Regions from separate parts of the Homo sapiens genome. Here region 1 is linked to region 2. Evidence: read pairs that join two places in POLR2A ChIA-PET (ENCODE). Cell type or tissue: Caco-2. All regions are shown on one strand. Each heading gives the region's core, and the rest is flanking DNA. Links, peaks and the distances in the headings are about the cores only.

Evidence for each region. ChIA-PET counts read pairs that join two places held together with the same protein. Peaks named below come from ENCODE experiments on the same cell type or tissue, not always from the same donor. Only the 100,000 strongest peaks of a DNase experiment are listed, where the experiment ranks them.
Region 1: POLR2A ChIA-PET joins it to region 2 with 9 read pairs; 1 of 35 experiments calls an interaction of 5 or more read pairs at or near these places.

Annotation. Positions count from the first base shown.
Region 1 is chr15:57,596,829-57,602,215 of GRCh38, forward strand. The region is part of intron 1 of GCOM1 (GCOM1, MYZAP-POLR2M combined locus); the gene reads left to right. The region is part of intron 1 of MYZAP (myocardial zonula adherens protein); the gene reads left to right. Among named protein-coding and RNA genes, the nearest start is that of MYZAP, 7.6 kb to the left of the region's middle. In Caco-2, for the core only: no CTCF peak of the experiment used is centred there; a DNase peak (open chromatin) is centred at 2,703.
Region 2 is chr15:57,673,509-57,678,895 of GRCh38, forward strand. GCOM1 (GCOM1, MYZAP-POLR2M combined locus) reads left to right here. Exons shown (of 17, transcript NR_104371.3): 11 at 1,460-1,560. MYZAP (myocardial zonula adherens protein) reads left to right here. Exons shown (of 13, transcript NM_001018100.5): 12 at 1,460-1,560. Among named protein-coding and RNA genes, the nearest start is that of POLR2M, 31 kb to the right of the region's middle. In Caco-2, for the core only: no CTCF peak of the experiment used is centred there; a DNase peak (open chromatin) is centred at 2,213.

The DNA of each region.
Region 1 (5,387 bases), core at 254-5,253, 77 kb before region 2:
TGAGTGTTGTCTCCTCTAGGAAGCCTGCCCTGAAACCTCAACCCTCCTTCTCGTGTTCCCCTAGAGGCCTGTGCATGCCACCATTACTTGCGTCACCTGTGATTACCTACTGGAAGACAGGGCTTAGGAACCACCCCTCCCCAGGCCTGGTGGAATAGGCAGTTAAAAACAGAAATCTCACCAGGTCCTACGTAGAGGAGCCACAGTTAACATTGAATTGGCAAATGGAAAAACAGGAAGAGAAGCCTTGGGTTAAATCCATCCCATCACTTCTGACCCACCTGGGCAGGAAACGGGTGACAAATACATGGGAATGCTGGCCCAGGTGAGGAGGTTGACAGTTCTGGGAAGTCCTCCAAATATTCGAGTTGCCTCATCCTGCTGCACAGTTGGAGCTTCATCCCTTTGGTTCAGTCAGTGGTTCTCAACCAGTTATACACAGAATCACTGGGAGGCTTAAAATAGCCATGTCGAGGCCTCATCCCAAACCAATTAAATGGGAACATCTTAAAGTACAGAAAAGCATGAGTATTTTTTAGGAAGCTTCCCAGGCGATTCTAATGTGCAGCAAGGCTAACAATATTTCTTTAAGCATTACTCCCTTCTATAGCTTTCTTGGAAATGCAGACACTCCTGGGACAGTGTTGCAGAAAGGTCCCTTGAGCCTTGTGGGATGAAGGGCAGGGTGGTGATGGGGCAGGGAGGGGGAGTCCTCGCACTCCAAGTCACACTGGCATCTTTGTGTGCCTTCATCCACCTGTGTTTTCTCTCTGGATCTTGGCGTTTGGGGCACATTGTGTGCCTAGTACAGAACACAGCCACAGAAAGCAGGAATGTTTTGTATGCCTCTGAGCTAAGAATGGTTTTCACAGGGGCCTGCAAAACCTAAATATTTACTGTCTGGCTCTCTACAGAAAAAGTTCGCCCCACCCTGATGTAGATAATTGGGCTGCAAGTTCAGGGCCACAGCAGAGCCAAGAGGTCTAATCTAGATGGGGCATACACTGTTCCGCATGCAGCCTGCTGCAGGCTCCTGGGATTTGATCCTTGTGCTGAGCAGAGAGTGTGGGGTCTGTTCCCCCTAGCCACACTTACAAGGGCCCCACCTTTTATCATTAAGGGGAGCTGGGCAGGGACCCACAGTCACAAAGTGGAACAGGCCTGAGAGAAATGTAAATGCACTTGGCTAATTTCCTTAGGGAAATCCATCTTTGTAAACTGGCAAACCCCTGTCACCTCCCTGAATCATCTTCTCCACTCCCTTTTTATTTGAGATAGATATTTTTCCCCTGGGTGAGCCAAGGTGCCTGAAGTTGAGAGCATGATGTTACTGGATCCGCAGAGTACCCCGTAGGTGAGACCCAGGCCCTCATCTCCACAAAAGGGTCAGAAACAAGGCCTGAGGGGACCCATGTAGCTCCCCAGGGGCCCTGAGTTGCCAAAAAGGGTTTTGTTGTGCTTTTTCTTGTGGAGGAAACCTGAATGCTACCTGTCCCTCCCTTGCTATCCTTCCCAGGGGGGTTGGTTTCAAGAAAGTGCAAGGCACTCCAGGGAGTTTCAGGTATATTCTTACTTTGTTTTAGTTCAACCTAGAAAAAACTACAAAACCCAACACTGAGCGAGCGCCCATCATGTGTTGATACTATGCTAAGCACCGTAGGGGCTATATTAAGTGGTGACGGTACAAAGCTTACTTGATCACTCCCCCTATGTTTTCCCTTCCGTCCATTGTGTGGTGCATGGAACACTGGAGGCACTGAAAAATGACCAGTTGGATTATTGAAATGAACTCAGATTTGAATGTTAGTCTCTTCCTCCAAAGATTTGAATGACTCCTCATTGTCTTCTGACTAGAGCCAGTGCTTCTCTATCATGCATTTGTAGATTGATAGTTCAGCCCCTATCTGTTTGTCCATTTGCCTGTCCTACCCAGGCTTAGGCTGCAGGTTCTTATTCTTGGAACTTGCCGACATCTGTGTGTTTGGCACAGACTAGAACGCCTTGCCTGATAGCTGTCTGCTGTTGTTATGATGGTGGGTTCTCCAAACCTCACTGACCTGTAAAGTCCTTTCTGTCCTTCTATACCCAGCTTAAATTGTATCCCGAGGGTCCTTCCTGAGGGACTTTCCCATATATTCCCACCTCCCATTAAGATTAGTGTTCTTCTTCCTATATTCCCATGATAATAAAGAATGTTTACAGAGTGCTTAATGCGTGCCAGAAATTGTCCTAAGCTCTTTACACACATTAGCTAATTTAATCCTCACAACATTCCTAAGAGGGTATAGTATTGTTAGTTCTTTTTACAACTAGGGTAATGGAAGCACTGAAGACTAAGTGGCTTTCCAAAGGTCTCAAAGCTAGTAGGTGTCAGAACCAATACTGGAAGCCAGGAAGTACATTTCCACTATGATTTAACCACAAAGCTATCCTGTCTCTCTACACCTTGTATTGGTTATTCCAAGTGTTCTTGATTGCCTTGTTTGGGTATATTTCTAGATTATGTACTCCTTGGAGGCCAGCATTTTTTTTTTTTTTTGCCATCGTCGTACCCTCATAGTCCCTAAAAATATTTCACAAGTAATAGGTGCTCAGTAACTGAGTAATAAAGTATGCTGAGTCCAGCTTCCTGCTTTGATCTCCTGGAAGGAACCCTTGCCCCCAGGGACAGCTGGTTCGGTAGCAGTGGTGTTCAGGGTAGGATGCAGTTCTTCGCATTGTGCATAACACAAGCCCTGAACCAGCTGCTTTGGGAACCCCTGGGAATAAAGTGCCCTACCTGCCTTTCAGGCACTGCCAAGCCTGGGGCATCTCTGGAGATTGTGTATCCGAGTTTCAGGAGACCATGGAGATCAGCCTCGTAAAATGCTCGGAGGTAAGGAATGCTGCCTTGATGTTACTCGGGGAGATTTTCCCATGGGGAGATTGCGGAAGGTGAATGAATGGAGGGAGGTAGACTGTACTCGGACAACTTTATGGGTGGTTCAGGGGTTACTGTCCTTAGTGCTTCTGTTAGGGATTCAGAGTACCTTTTAGACCTTTAGAATGTCCCCCTTGCTGCTCCTGAAGCAGTCCTGTGGAAGGATTAGTCTCTTTCTGGATCTGTCTCTTCCCGACATATTTTCTCCCAGTCTTTGTTATTACTATAACTACTATTATTATTTTAATCAAAACCTTACATATCTTAACATCGTTGCCACCAACACAGAAATCTGTTTCCTTAAGAATATCTTCCGCCTACATCTACACAAGTTATCAGGGTATATTTAAAAAATTAAAATGGGATTATTCTTAATGTTTTGTTCTGCAACTTTCTTTCTTCCCCATGGCCATACATTTGGCTATCTTGTAAGGAAGATGTGTGATTCTGTTCTAAGCTGGGTTTAAATTGCTCCTGAACAGCCAGTCCATCAGTGGGTCAGTGTTTATTAAAGAAAAACTAGCTTTGCTCCTTAATGTTTTGATCAAAGCACCTCTGTTGACAAGAGTAAACTTCAGACAGGGTGCTGCAGTAGCCTCAAGCGCCTGCTGCAACTGCCAAATGTCTTTGAGGTCATATGTTTTATTTTACAAGTTCATTTTATTTTATGCATTCTGTTTACCTTGTGGCTTTGTATACCTCAGGGTATTGCTCAGTGTGAGAGCTTCATATAAGGGTTGCCCAGCTCATCATAGGAAGTGTGTTGAGGAATATAGATGGGCAGATGAAGAATGGGCTCAAGCCAGGGGAGGGACCATCTAACTTTTGAGTGATTGGACCCATGGGACCCCCTTTCTGAAAATTATGACCATTAAGGATTACCCCTCTAAAATAATCAACCAACCGAAAGTCATCACTTACAGTGTTAATGTCTCTGATTCATTGACCAAATTGTTATTTTCATGGAAACAGGACTGTGAGGCTAAGCAGGTCTGTTTCATTTTGAAGCATATAGGATGATGATAATATCTAGATAATAGTAAAAATATCTGGCTGGGTGCAGTGGCTCATGCCTGAAATCCCAACACATTTGGAGGCTGAGACAGGATTGCTTGAGCCCAGGTGTCTAAGACCCATGTGGGCAACATAGTAAGACTCTGTGTCTACAAAAAATAAAAAATTAGCCAGGCATGGTGATGCATGCCTGTGGTCCCAGCTATTTAGGGGCCTGAGGTCGGAGAATCACTTGAGCCCAGGAGATTGAGGCTGCAGTGCTATGATTACACCACTGCACTCCAGCCTGGGCGACAGAGCAAGACCCAGTCTCAAAATAAATAAATAATCAAATAAAAATAAAAATATCTAATATTCATAGAGGCTTACTATGTGACACTCTCCCTTTATCCCATTTTACCCTTGAGATTCAGAGAGATTAAGTAACTTTCCCGTAGACACACAGCTAGTAGATGTTGGAGCCTGTGTATGTGTGTATGTGTGATAGGCATATATGTACGTGTGTGCACACTTGTGTGTGTGTGTGTGTGTGTGTGTGATGTGGTGCAGGAGAAAAGGACTTCCTTTTCCCTGCAGAATTATGCATGGACTAGACCCAGCCTAATAGGAGATTGTTGAGCACCACAGGTTTGGATTGTCTCTGTGGTCTGAGTTACACTTTGATGCTTGTGCAAATGTCAGACTGGTTTCAACCAGTCTGAGGGGCCTGGAGCCAGAGAGTTGCCTTTCTCTGGAGGGACTCAAGATTCCCTACTCAAGATCAGTGTTGTTGCCCACCAGGAAAGAGAGCTACCTGGTAGTATGGCTTGGTTTCTTTTTGGCCAACATGACTGACGGTGAGCTTTGAAGGTTGCTTGTAAAGTTGGCCCCACAAGAGGCAATGATAGCCCTGGGGGTCAGGCCACATCTGATTCCGGGGTCCCTGGGGGATGATGCTTGCCAAGAGGAGGATGAGGATGGAGAGGGATCTTGAAACCAAGTCATGTGATTTAAAGAACTGGGGTTGTTTCGTCCAGAAGAAAGGAAGTTCAAGGGACAGGAGGACTGCCTAGAAAAAGGGGAATTAGTTTGCAGTCCGAGGACAACCCTGGGTCCATTAGGTAGAAATTCTGGTGTAAGCTCAGATCAGCAAGTTAGAGGTGCCTGGTAGCAAAATGCAATGCCTTGGAGGGTGGCAATGGTGTACGTGGAAGTGCTAACATGGGTCCCAAACCTGGGCTCCCTAACCTGTTCATGGAAAATGAACAGGTTGGTGCCACCTGTCAGGTACATTTTTGGGTGTTGGGTTTCTTCAAAGGTGGGCAGGTTGAACTCAAGAGATTTTTGACATTCCCTCTAGCCCTGGGCTTCTAGGCTGCAGGGTGGTTTTGCTAAGAGGCCACCCTGTGGACCAGTGCAGATCTGTGAACCTGCCAACCAGACTGGGACGGGGGTGGAGAGGATTTGTTTGCTA
Region 2 (5,387 bases), core at 334-5,333:
TGTGTGTGTGAATGCTGATGACTCTCCGGGAATAAGCCAGCACTGGGGATGAGGTGATAGATTCAGAACCCATCGATCTGTCATAGCATGTCATCTACTAAGGAATCTGGAAAGCATTCTCTTCCTTTACACCATTTCTTATTTATCAGAAAGGATTCATTGACTTTTACATTGTACGGAACATGGATTTTCACAAGAACTGATACGTTGCTCCTTGGTATCAACCTTTCAGAGCGGGAGCTACTGAATGTTTAACCCACATCCTTTCTTTCAAAACAAATGAGCTTCTGTCTCCATAGAACTTTTAAACTTTCTTGTGTTACCTAGTGTCTTAGAATAGTGCCTCAGCTTCAGCTCCAACTTAAAGAAGAAAAGAACAAATGGTTTCATTTCTAGTTATGCAAATAAACTGCTCATTGTAAAATCATTTATAAATTTATTTATTTAGCAAATATTTATCTTGTATCTGCTGCATGCCATGCTTTGAGCATACAACCAGGAAGATAGATATGATCACTGCTTCATGAACATTTAGTCTAGCGTTACTGAAAAATATATAGAAGCACTTTTTAAAAAGCATCCCAGAATCTCAATACGCAGACATAACCACTGTTCACTTCTTTCTGAATATTTTTTTTTTGGCATTTTTGCCCTTCGGATTTCAGGCACCAGCACTTCGTCTATTTTCATTTCAGTATCTTCAACTTCTTTGTCTATTTTCATTTTGGTATCTCTTGCTTCTTTGTCCTTCATTTCCCCCATGAGGCAAATCTCCAATTGCTGAGCATCTAATCTTTAACTTATGTAATGTTTGGCTCTGGCCCGAAAGAAAAAAAACTTTTCAGAATGTGAATTTTAATCCCAAGGAGCTTGTTCTACTTTATATGTGTGAGATTCTGAATTTTCCACACCTACGAAAGACTAATTAAGTTATAGAGGTATTTCCCACTGTTAAATTAAATTAACAGACTTGCTCATTTTATAGTTTAATGAGGAGGTGTTAAAAGTTGGGCTGTACCTTATTTATAATGGCAAAAACGTGATAAATATCTAAATGCCCATCAATAAGAGACTAGTTAAATAAATAATGTATCCATAGAATGGAATACTATTAATGAGTTAAAATAGTTTGTTGACATAAAAAGAAAACTAATATAGATGGAAAGATAGCTACAACAAATTAGTGGCTGAAAAAGCAGATTATAACATAGATTACAATATTTTGTTTTCATTTATGTAAAATTGGATGCACATGTCTGTACATGCATAGCAAGCCATTTGTATGCATTCAGTCAATCTATTTCTTCAACAACTATTGTGTAAGTGATGCTCTGTAAATACATTGTGATAGTTGCCCATGTCATGGGGCAAAATCAGATAATACATATAAATTGTATCATGCATATTTGAGGGGGAACATATTTGACTTACTGAAAGTACCTTTTTTTCTCATCTCCAGAATAATGAACTACAAAGCAGGTTGGACTATTTAACAGAAACCCAGGCCAAGACCGAAGTGGAAACCAGAGAGATAGGAGTGGGCTGTGATCTTCTACCCAGGTATTTAGGAATTTCCTGATTTTTTTTTTTATTCAAATTCCTCTTTGGCTGAAGAAAATACTTTACTAGGCTGTTCTTAGCAGAATTGCATTCTTCCTATCACAAATATTTCTGCAAAGCCGAGTGGTGGCTGCTGAGAGGCTTGACTGGTTTCTGTAGGAACAGGGGCATTGTGCAGGGTGGAGGGGTCAGCAAAGGAGAGACCTGGGGAAGCCATTTAGAGAGAGATGGGCCCTGTCAGTGAGTGAATGCATTTGTTCCTTCCTTCCTTCCTTCATTCATTCAACTAATGCTCTTAGTACCTTCCCTGTGCCAGACAGTTATGACACAGAGAGGAGTGAGATTTGGTTCCTGCCCCAGAGTACAGTCTGGAGGGAGAGACAGGTATGTAGGTAGACATATATAACGGTGTGAGAGGGGCATCCGAGGTGCTTTAGTGATATACAAGAGGGAGGATCTAAACCTTGAACAAAAGTCATCTGTTCCTCAGTACTGTAACAGGGTATTGTCAAGCACTGGATCCAGTTCATAAATACCTGATCTGCTTGAGTCATCGGCAGATATGTGATAACTATAACCTGGTTTGTTCAGTTACATTCCTGAGCTAGAGGACTGACCTGTTCATTGTTAAGCTGCTTCCATGCTTGCGTCTCTTCCTGGTGACATTAGAGCCTGTAACACAGTAACCTGCCTCTGATAACTAACTCACCATTCCCGGGTGCTCACAACTGTGCCTGGCCTCAAGAGGACATAAAACAAGTTTACAGCAAAGATGCTAATGACATGTGACTTGTGATTTAGGTAATCAAAGTCACAAAATGCCTGGTATCGTGTGTGCAGGAGGGTGGATTCTTGTGTGAACAGGGGCACTTGTGTGTGCTTTGCTGGACATAGTAGTCTAGAAAAATGTCGAATCCTGGAATCTTGAGTGGTTACAGCTGGTGGGAAGTAGTGACGAGCCGATCACCAAGCTGGGGTGTGGAATACCTGGTTCTTGTCCTACCAGCCAGCAGCAGGATGCCTTCAGACAGGTTCTTCACTGGGGCCTCGGTTTCTCAACTTCTAAAGTCAGTGATTTGACTAGGTAACTGCTCAGGCCTCTACCAGCTCTAACATTGTACAGTAAGGCCTCCTTTCCTTACTTTATTAATTTTTATTTATTACTGGTATTGTCATTTTTGTTAATTAAAATGAATCACTTGCCATTCTCAAAGAATTTACCAAAAGCGGCATTAGGTTCTTTCTTTGACAGTGTCCTCAATTACATTGCTTGCCTTCTAGTAAAAAGGCATTTTTTATCAGTCCAATATAATTAATAGAAAATGTTGAATATATATATATGTATATATATGTGTATATATATATATGTATATATATATATATATATATACATATATATACATATATATAGACTCCGGATCTCATCATATTCAGATATATTTTCATATATGAAAATATAACCAAAAAGAACGATCAATTGTGTACAGAGACCTTTTTGAAATTTAAATAATTTGGCCGTTTCCCCCCTTTTTGTATTTTTCAAAAGCCAAGTGGCCTAGTCCACTCTAATTGCCCACATAATAAATCTTGTTTGGCTAAGACGGGTACAAAACTATGTCTGAAACCAATAAATTGTTTGTTTTCTAATTCCCGCATTTTGGCTTAAAACAAGCTTTTCAATTTGTATGCCCAAGTATAGCCTGAAGCAAACTTTTATGGCTAAGTTATGAAACCACAAAGCGGTTTTCATAATGGAAGTGCTGACAGACCCTTAACTTATGGCCATGGTGAACTTGGAAGCCACTTCAGTATCTAAAAGCAGCTTTTCCATAAATGTAACATTTGGTTTCCCCCCGGATCCATCTTAGCAGTTTAACTACCTAGGTCAATCAGCAGAGGAAATGAAAACTACATATCCGTGTTTCCGAAAAGGCAGAATAATATTTCATTCGTTTCCTCGCAAATATTTATTAAGTGCCTACTATGTGAAAGGCGCCAGGGAAGTCTGGGTGGGGAGGAGCCCAGAATCTTTCGGTAACTCAGGGCAGTGGCCTTCCACCTGCGCTTCTTGGAACTGCCTTACTCTGAGCTGGGGCTCCTGGAGAGGCTTCGGGATGCCCGGGGGGATGAGGAGGGTTAGTGAGCGGCTGGACCGTGGGACCCTTCTTCCTCCCCAAAACAACTGAGAAAGTCAGCTTTTAGTTTGTTTTGTCTGTTGGATTCCAAGTAAGATTCTGTTTGAATAAATAGCTCTATGGGCAAAAACAAATTGGAACTCCCGGTCTAGTTAATCCCCATGTTTTATGGATGCCAGAACTGGGGCTCAGAGAGATCAAGTGATTCACTGGAAGCCACATAGCCAGAATTAGAACCAGGCCTTCTTGAGTCTTGGTGCAGTACATGTGTAGTTTGAAAATATGTAATAAATAGAGAGCTACTAAATGGTGGTGTGTATGTTCTAACAAAATTCCTGGTTCATACTTGGACTTCAAATTTGCATCTAACTAATAAAAGATTCCATGGTATTGTCCAGAATGTTTTTTAGATTTTTGTTTCTAGAATGTTTTAGACCAATACAAGCATTGAATTAAGCCTGAGTTATGCAGAAGCGTTTTGTTCTTTGTCCCTATTCTTCTCCTACAAGGAATTCACCAGTGTGGAACAGTCAGGGAGGCTCAGGCTGTCCAGTTCCCTGCCCAGCCAGCTGCTAGCTGAGCTCAGCCTTGGGCAAGTTACTTCATCTCTCTAAAGCTTCAACTCTTTCATCTTTAAACTAAGAATGAAGAGGATAATATCAAACCTCATTGGGTTGCTTTGAAGATTAAATAAAAATGTGTACATAAAGCATTTAGAGACTGGGCATGGTGGGTCACACCTGTATTGCCAGCACTTTGGGAGGCCAAGGCGGGAGGATCCCTTGAAGCTAGGAGTTCAAGACCAGCCTAAGCCACATAGCAGGACCTTATCTCTACCAAAAAAAAAAAAAAAAAAAAAGAAAAGAAATAAAAAATAGGCCAGGCATGGTGGCTCATACCTGTAATCCTAGCACTTTGGGAGGCCAAGGCAGTGGATTGCCTGAGCTCCAGAGTTCAAGATCAGCCTGGGCAACTTGATGAAACCCTGTCTCTACTAAAATACAAAAAATTAGCCGGGTGTGGTGGTGTGCACCTGTAATCCCAGCTACTCAGGAGGCTGAGACAGGAGAATAGCTTGAACCCGGGAGGCAGAGGTTGCAGTGAGCCAAGATCATGCCCCTGCACTCCAGCCTGGGCCTGGGCAACAGAATGAGACCCCGTCTCAAATAAATAAAAATAAAAATGAAAGCATTTTAGCATGGTAACTGGACCAGAGTTAAGCACTTAATAACTAATAGCTATTACTATTAATATTAACTAAACCCAAACTCTGATTTTCTATGTAGAACACTATATAAAATACAAAAAAATCTGAGTATGCTAAGATGATTTCATTAACTTTTTATTGGTGGTAATCATTGATTTTATGAAATGGATTGATAGCCTGATCAAGTATATAGTACTTCAGTATGCATTGGGCTCTTCAGTTAAACTCTCTAGACACCCCGTCTAGACACTGTGTAAAACTCTGGGAGGCCCAGTGATTGATAAGGTCTCTGTCAGCTAAGACCTGAGAGTGGCCCCTGCGTGCTGTAGGCATGGGGCACTTGTCTTATTGTAGAATAGCATGGCCTCTCCTACTCACTCATCTGTACAACTGCAAGTGTTACATGCTGTGCTACTGCTAATAGCATTTTTAGAGCTGCTCTACTTTTTTTTTTGTCTTGTGTGAAAAAAAAATTGCATTTAGTT